Linked DNA regions of Mus musculus: all the other regions are linked to region 1. The links are chromatin loops, found by intact Hi-C in ENCODE. Cell type or tissue: left cerebral cortex. All regions are shown on one strand.

Region 1 (2,500 bases):
CTGTTGCTGTTTGCCATGGGGTCTAGCTAAATTGCTCAGTTAGCTTCTAACAATGTTCCCACTTCAATCTCTAGAGTAGCAAAATTACAAACAGATACTAACACAAAGAGGTGATTTGGGAATATATGTTTATTAGATGGTAAGGGCTGACTAAAAACTAAAGGATTTCTGTGCTATATCTAAGTGTTTAGGAAAAACCAAGACTTGTCATACAAATATACAAAATCCTTTTCAAAAGACAGGAAAGAAGAAAAAATAAAAATAAAAAGCTTGCCTCAAGCAAAGAGGGCAGAGGTACTAAGAAACTTGCCTAGCTTGTGCAAGACACACACACACACACACACACAAATGTCTGCCTAAAATTATGCATACATCTATAACTCATTAAAGTACAGTGGTGTCTCCAAGCTAGGCAAGGAGTACAGGTCTTTAATCCTATCAGGGGCAAGAACTCAGTGAGTTTAAGGCCAGCTTTGTATATATAGCAAGTTCTAAGCCAACTACCAGGTTATGTAGTGAAACCCTTTCTCAAAAAGGGGGGGGGGGGGAATTACTCCTGAGTACATTATACTCACAACTGCAAAAACATTGCTTGGACGCTGTGTTCATGGCAAGTCAAGTCCATTTACTTTCTACTTGGTGCTGAAGTATCTTCAAAAACACTTAAGTAGAAGATAATATGGCACTGTCATTTTGCCAGATTAAAAAAGGCACCAAAAATCCAACACATTGCCACAAATATTCAAAATGAAATTCTAACATTTGCTAGGCAACAGTACAATGAACAATTCTTTATATTAATTCTAATGTTCAACCAAGGCATCTCCAAGATGAGGTATTTCATGCAGCTATTTTAGTAATGAATAGGTTTGTTTCAACTTCTAAAATAATTCTGCAATTAAAAAAATTAACCTTACTGGGGTTCTAGAATGAGAATCGATGATATAATAAAAAAATACACTCAGGCTAGCTGCCATATGCATTCTTCTTCAGAAAGACACCTTGCAATGACATTAAAATCTTTCCATGGTCACATGAAATTTAAGCTTACACTGTATAATATATATATATATATATATATATATATATATATATATATATATCTTGCTTTTGTTTTGCATAATTTGGTTTAGTAAGTCCCAAGACTTAATACCAATTCTTTGTCCATGAAATTGTATGTACCAAGTAAAGAACATTTGAAAGTAAGGACATAGCCATTTTCTAAATATTTACATTTTAATTCAATACAGACAGCTCTGTGTTAAAGAAGCTTAAGCAAGCAAATATGGAAATGACTTGAATTACAAACAGAAGCACTAGGATGTGCAAAGAGACCGGTTTATAGCAAAACCGGAAAGGGAAAAAAAGACAAGTATCTCGTCACACTACATACAATGAAAAGGGTCAAGAAATTCTGGTTAAAATATTAAATAATCAAAGACTGCCAGGTACGCGTGCGTATACACAAACATACACAAAGTAGAATGAGGAAGATCAAAATATTTTGAAGGCACCAACCACGGAAAGGCCCGCTTTCATACCTCCCGTTTGCTATCATTTTACACCAGCCTTTATAGCCAACCCTAGGTTTGAAAATTGCAGCTGCATTTAAAGGCCGTCCTATCATTACCAACATTTTGCGACATTCTCAACCCTACACAAAGTAAAGCACCAGTCGTGTATTTCTATCTCCAAGGGCGCCAACAAGCAAAAATTAAACCTTTCTTTTTCCCATATATAGCCTTCACCATTCTCTTCCCTCTTTTATTTGCTGCCCTTGTCTCAGGATTAACGAACCTAAACCACTTCTTCCCATTAGTGGAAATGGAAAAAGAGAAGAGAGCGACAGTAGAGCGGAATCCCAGACCGAAGGAAAAACTGGCAATTCAAAGTGGTGGCCTCACTCGGGGTGAGGGCAGGGAAAACCCCAGACGTGGAGTCCGGAAGACCCCCGTTCATCCCCAGGCTATACGGCTTTCCGCGCCGGTGCCTGCTTGTGTGCGCGATCTCCGCTCCCGAAGGAGGCGGTCATCTCCCCGCCGCCCTCCCGGGCCCCAGGCGGCAGGCTTCGGGGGCGAAGTCCGCGGCGCCCAGTGTGCGGCGAGGCCCGGAAAGCGTCCCGTTAGAGGCGATTTCACCCGTCAGGAATGCGCTCCGCCCCCGCCGCCTCCCCACGGCGGCCGCCCTCGGGTCTCGTCCGCTCCGCCGCCCCGGAACGCTCGGGGCAGCGCCGTGGACAGTCACAACACCGACGGGGCCACAGGCCCGGCCCCCCACGCCCCGGCCCGCACCCCGGAGACGGCCGCAACGGTCTCCCGGCCCCAGACCGAGGCCTGAGCGGCGCCTTGAATCCCCATCCGTAGGGGAGCCGCCCGGCTCCCGCGGCTCCGGCGCCTGCCGTACCTCAGCTCCTCAGGGCGGCGGCGGCGCGGGGCGGCTGGCGAGCAGGCCCATCCCGCGGAGGCAGAAAGCGGAGGCAGAACGGAGGACGACTTTTCAG
Region 2 (2,500 bases), 140 kb after region 1:
CTCGCTAACACAGTGCCAAGAACATCGGTAACAAAGTTTAATTATTCATTGCTTCTCTTCTCCTTTAGCCTCATCTGAAGATTGCTTTATAATTGTAAAAATAGGCCTATCCGAGGAACGACACATTTCACGTTCTTCCTTTGGAACCTGAGTAGCTAAGGCAGCCTTTCTTCTCCAGACATATTCCCCTCATTCTCCTCTGTCCATATGCTGAGAGTTGGAACAACATTTTCTAGGAAGGAAAACGGCTACAGGAGTTTCCAGTGCCTGGGTCTCTTTGGAGTTGGACAGACCTGAATTCAAATTGTGTCATGGTTTGTATTTCCAACCTTCTCCTCCATAGTTGTGCAACCTTAAGCAAGTCACTTAACCCCCAAAGCCTTTGTTACTAGTTCATAGGGTGAAAAAAGGACGGTGACCGTCATGTGGGGTTAGGTTTAGGACTTAAGTTCAAGTTGAGTGTTCAGTCCAAAGTCAAATGCTCACGAAGCCCACGTGGTATGAAACCCATCAGACAGTCATCATCACCGTCCCCTGCTAAACCGCTAAGATGTGGGCTCCTCCATCTTCTGATGTTTAAAACTCACATAACTCAGAATGTGACCGTATTTGGAGATAACAACTTTCGGGGGTGGTCATGGTAACATGGGGTGTTTAGGGCTAGATCCTCATTTCCTGTAGCTGGCATCCCTATTAAACAAGATTGGGATATAGACACGTATGAAGGAAAACCGCAGGAAGACACTCGGAGAGCTGTGTCTAACCTCAAGATTAGGAGAAGGGCATCAAGGTTCTGATAAACTGAATGTGGACTTCCAAGCTCTGGAAATATAAAATATAAATTGTTGGTGTTTAAGCCACCTAGTCTGTGGTATTCTACTACAGCAGTCCTTAAAAAGAGAGTGTAAGGGACAGAAAGAGTTTATTTCTAAATTGCATGTTAAACACTGTAAGATAAGGAATGTTCCTGTAGGCTACTGCCTTTGGTCTGTTTCTACCAATTTCTTGCATGAGGAAAAAAAATAACTCTAAGCTGCATGTTCTGTTCTCTGTCCCTAAGCTGCCATCTGTGGGGTTTGGCGAGCAGGAGTGGAGCCTTAGATGGAATACAGACGAAAAGATCATGTGGTGGGTGGCATAGCTAACATGCCCCAGAGCTAATATCAACAGGCTAAGGACTTAGAGCCTGTCCTGTCAGTACCAGTTAGAGCACTGAGTAAGAGAGGCAGCCGTCAATCAGAGGGAGTTTATATTTAAATATCACAGCTAGAATATTTGTGCTTTCCTCCAGGCAGAGGTAAACATGCTTGTTCATTTAGTGTCACAGGAACAAAATCATTAAACACTAAACACATTAAACATTAAAGTCTATAGACTTTCTCTTCCTAACGCCAGACAGGGTCATGATTTCACTGAAGCGGGTATGGGGGTGACAGTTGCCACACAAATTGCAACTGACAGACCACTCCTAGGGACCTTTTCTTCTCGGCAATTTACACTGTCACTGTTGTCTACAAGGCCATTCTTCCTGGCTACTCAGTCACCCTTTGTGTAACTTTCCCTCATTTCAACTGTCCCTGGCTGGGCTGAGGGACAGGCAAGCTCTGGAAGCCACAGACAGGAGTCACTTTTTTCTTTTCTTCATTCAGTCCAGGCACATCAGTCCTGGAGACAAGGAACGAGCCCTCCCCTTCCTCTCACTTCCTCTGACATTTCTGCTGCCAACATGACGCCCTGACTTTTCCTTCTAGAATAAAATTCTGTATCTGTTGTCATTGGAGGGAACACAAAGACTGAAATCACTGAACAACCATCATAGAGGTTCTATTACCAGGGAAATGGGGTCCTCTCTTGAAGTTCTTAGTCTCATGATTAAAAGAATTTTAAATGTGGGCTATAAGTGGAGGCTTAAGGACAATTGGGTTAATTTAAAAGCAAAATCTCAGGGCAGGGATGTTATAAATCTTGACAGCTACTTGGAGGAGGAAAATGAAGAAAAGATGGAAAAAAGTCATAAGTTTGAGTTAAGTGGCATGGAGGTCAGCCACACAGCAAACAAGAAGGCCTATGGCACAGAGGGGAACCTTAGAGAAACTAAAAGTACCAAAAAATAAAACACACGTGGACTCTGACTGGCAACTGAAAAACAGATGGAAAAGAAAAAGGAATAGGGACAGAAAGGTGGGCAGACCCAACAGAATTGCACAGCAGCTTGTAGATACTTCGGGAGCAGAGGGGATTCTGGGAAAGAGAAGTATATTATCTTATTGAAAGAACAGTTATTCCTACCAACTCTTTAGCATGGTTTAAGATGGGCCCATCTTCCTGGGTGGCAGTAAAGGTAATTGACCTGTCCAACTGGATTAACTTTTACTGCAAAAGACAATGGCTTCTCTCCACCTGAAGGTGGATTCCATTCCTTACTATGACCACTCCCTACTGAAAAGGTAAACCTAAAATCATTTAAGAGATGGGGTGAAATTGGAACTTAATAGAACTC
Region 3 (2,500 bases), 49 kb after region 1:
TTATAATTTTTTATATATTAAGTTACAGTTTATCCATCACAACTGTACAAACTGAAAACACACTTTTTCAAGATATTGATATAAATAAAGTTAAACTATTCTGTAAATTATACTTTTTTCTTGTTGCATTATTAAAAATAAAAATACAAATCTAGGGTACTGGAGAGATGGCTTAGAACTTGGGAATACTTTCTGCTCTTGCAAAGGACCACAGTTCAGTTTCCAACATCCATGTCCAGTAACTCACAACTACCTATAACCCCTACTCCAGAGAGTCCAACACCATCTTTTGGCAAAATGGTATGTGTTTCATGCCTATCACCCCAGCACTGGAGAGGCAGAAGCAAGAGGGCCCCATGAGGCCAGCTGGGGCCAGACAGCCCTAGACAAAGTCAGACCTTGCCTCAAAAATGGATAGATTGACAGGCATGTGACCGATATTTTAGAACATATATTCTCATGTGGTCCTGAAAGGTTTTCATAGATCAATTTCTATAAGATCAGTATAATCTCATCACCAAAAGACACATATCCTAAAATGGTTTTATAAACATGTCAGGTTGCGCCCAGGTTATTGAACTACTCTGTATATTCACCTGTCACAAGAGTGTATAAGCTGTGTCCCTCAGGTTCATCACTACCGGCTTTAAGCTCACCTCATGGTTACAGGTCATAGCATCACTGTGACTCAGGAGTAGGTGATGAGACAGCTCTTCTCTAGCACTTCTGAGCCCGGGACTATGGCAAGTGGCTCAGACCAAAGACGTTCCCAGATTTAATACGGTTTTTGTTCATTTTCAGCCATGGTTTGAGCTGCTCTGGTTTCATTCACGTAGAAGGAAAGGAATCCCGACGAACACATTTGGTGATGATAGTGGCCAGCAAATGTAAGTTCCATCAATGTTACTGCTGACCAAGGTAAGGGTCTCCCTATCTGTTTAAAGGCTGCTAAATATCTGACAAGTCAGGTTAGACACTCCTTTTGGAAGCTGCCTGCACGACATAGGATTTCAGCAGCATCTCTGAATCCTAGGCACCATCTGCCAGTAACACCCTCACTACCACGCTCCATTAAAACAACCAAAAATGTCTCTACTCACCCCCAGCTGAGAACCACTAACCTAAATAACTGGTATTTTCCCAAGATCTGCATGGAGCAAGGTGCAGGCATGTGTGAAGCACGCTGCCGCTCATGTCGGGCACTTGCCTGTGGCTGCTCTATCGTGATGAGCCAAAATACTTAGATGTGTGCAACAGCTGGGGACCAAAGTGTGAGAAACCAGTTCCCAAACCGCTAAAGAATGGGGCTGGGTGGTGGTGGTGGTAATAAACCAAAGATAGGGGAAAAGTCTTTTCATTTCATGCTTCTCTTTACTTCTTGAACTTTCACTATTTGTGTATGTTCATTATGCACATGAGCTATTTTCAAAAGCCTAGGAAGTAGTTAACTTTGTTTAACCCAACAGCTCTGAACCTACACAGTTCCATCACCTTCTGAAGAAGGTGCTATGGGAAGCACTGTCTATTCACCCTCTCTGAATCAATGCTACATAGTGTGCATACATACATCTCACTAAAACAAGGCAAGCAACAACAAAAGACGGCGAGAATGTCTCCATTCTTAGCCGAGAAAGCTGAGCCCCAGACTACTGAGTCTACTGAGTTGTCAAGGGTGGGTCTGTGAGTCCTGCCTGTGCCTTTTCTATGTGCCGATTCCGTACTCTATTTTCTCAGGCCTTCTGTTTCTGCACTGACCATTTTTTTCTGCTATTTTAAACACCCAAAGGGACATCTATCTTCCTGTGCCAGAAGTGATCAGTGGTTGATAAAAGTGCTATGGGCATGCCCTTTAACAAAGCTTTGTTGTGGAGATTTGAGTCTGATCTCTTCTACTACATTTTAGAACAGATTTGCCAGAAAGCTTGGCCTCGTTGCAGCCTGCTATTTTAATCTCAGCTGAAGAGATACAGATGCTGAAATGATTAAATTAAAATGAAATTCAGTCTTGAGAAAGTTGCATGTCTAAAGGAATAAAATGTACAATTTTTCATATACAGCTTCTCAATATTCCAGCCATTTGAGAGCCACTAGGGTGTCTTTGTTCCTAGGAATGAGAAGGACTTATTCATCTCTGCATTAACCCATCTCAGCTGCATATTCACTGCCCGCCCCCAAATTTGTGTAAGTTTTTAAGAGCTTGAGATACAAATGTCTTTTGTTGGAGAGCGGAAGGCACCAAGTGAGCCTAGTGCTACTAGTCTCCTCATCCAGTTGTCTCAGGGCACAGCCCACTGGACACTTCTTCAAAGCCTCTGGCAGCTAATGAGACTTCCCAGCTATTGGGCTGGTGGCATTTCTTGCTTTTAAGATCCTTGAAGCAACCAGTTAAGACGTGATAATGGATAATTCAATTGTTTTTTATTGTGCTTGTTTTGACTTTGTTCTATCAGGTCATTCCTTCAGCAGCTATTCTAGTTGTCCCCCCACCCCCATGTTCAGT

The links. Peaks named below come from ENCODE experiments on the same cell type or tissue, not always from the same donor. Only the 100,000 strongest peaks of a DNase experiment are listed, where the experiment ranks them.
Region 2: a loop joins it to region 1, with 4 times the contacts of the local background. A loop is called at or near these places in 2 of 42 quality-filtered maps.
Region 3: it touches region 1 in a loop (1.9-fold over the local background); 5 of 42 quality-filtered maps call a loop at or near these places.

Annotation. Positions count from the first base shown.
Region 1 is chr15:36,280,509-36,283,008 of GRCm38, forward strand. It overlaps Rnf19a (ring finger protein 19A), which reads right to left. Exons shown (of 10, transcript NM_013923.2): 1 at 2,404-2,500. Among named protein-coding and RNA genes, the nearest start is that of Rnf19a, 1.4 kb to the right of the region's middle. In left cerebral cortex, no CTCF peak of the experiment used is centred here; DNase peaks (open chromatin) are centred at 1,529 and 2,163; H3K4me3 peaks cover 1,825 bases; H3K27ac peaks cover 1,192 bases.
Region 2 is chr15:36,416,545-36,419,044 of GRCm38, forward strand. No RefSeq gene overlaps it. Among named protein-coding and RNA genes, the nearest start is that of Gm34316, 39 kb to the right of the region's middle. In left cerebral cortex, no CTCF peak of the experiment used is centred here; a DNase peak (open chromatin) is centred at 1,070; H3K27ac peaks cover 947 bases.
Region 3 is chr15:36,329,361-36,331,860 of GRCm38, forward strand. Gm38600 (a long non-coding RNA gene) reads left to right here. Exons shown (of 5, transcript XR_875144.3): 4 at 802-887. It overlaps Gm33826 (a long non-coding RNA gene), which reads right to left and starts at 1,546. Exons shown (of 3, transcript XR_875139.2): 1 at 657-1,546. In left cerebral cortex, no CTCF peak of the experiment used is centred here; DNase peaks (open chromatin) are centred at 1,093 and 1,896; H3K27ac peaks cover 798 bases.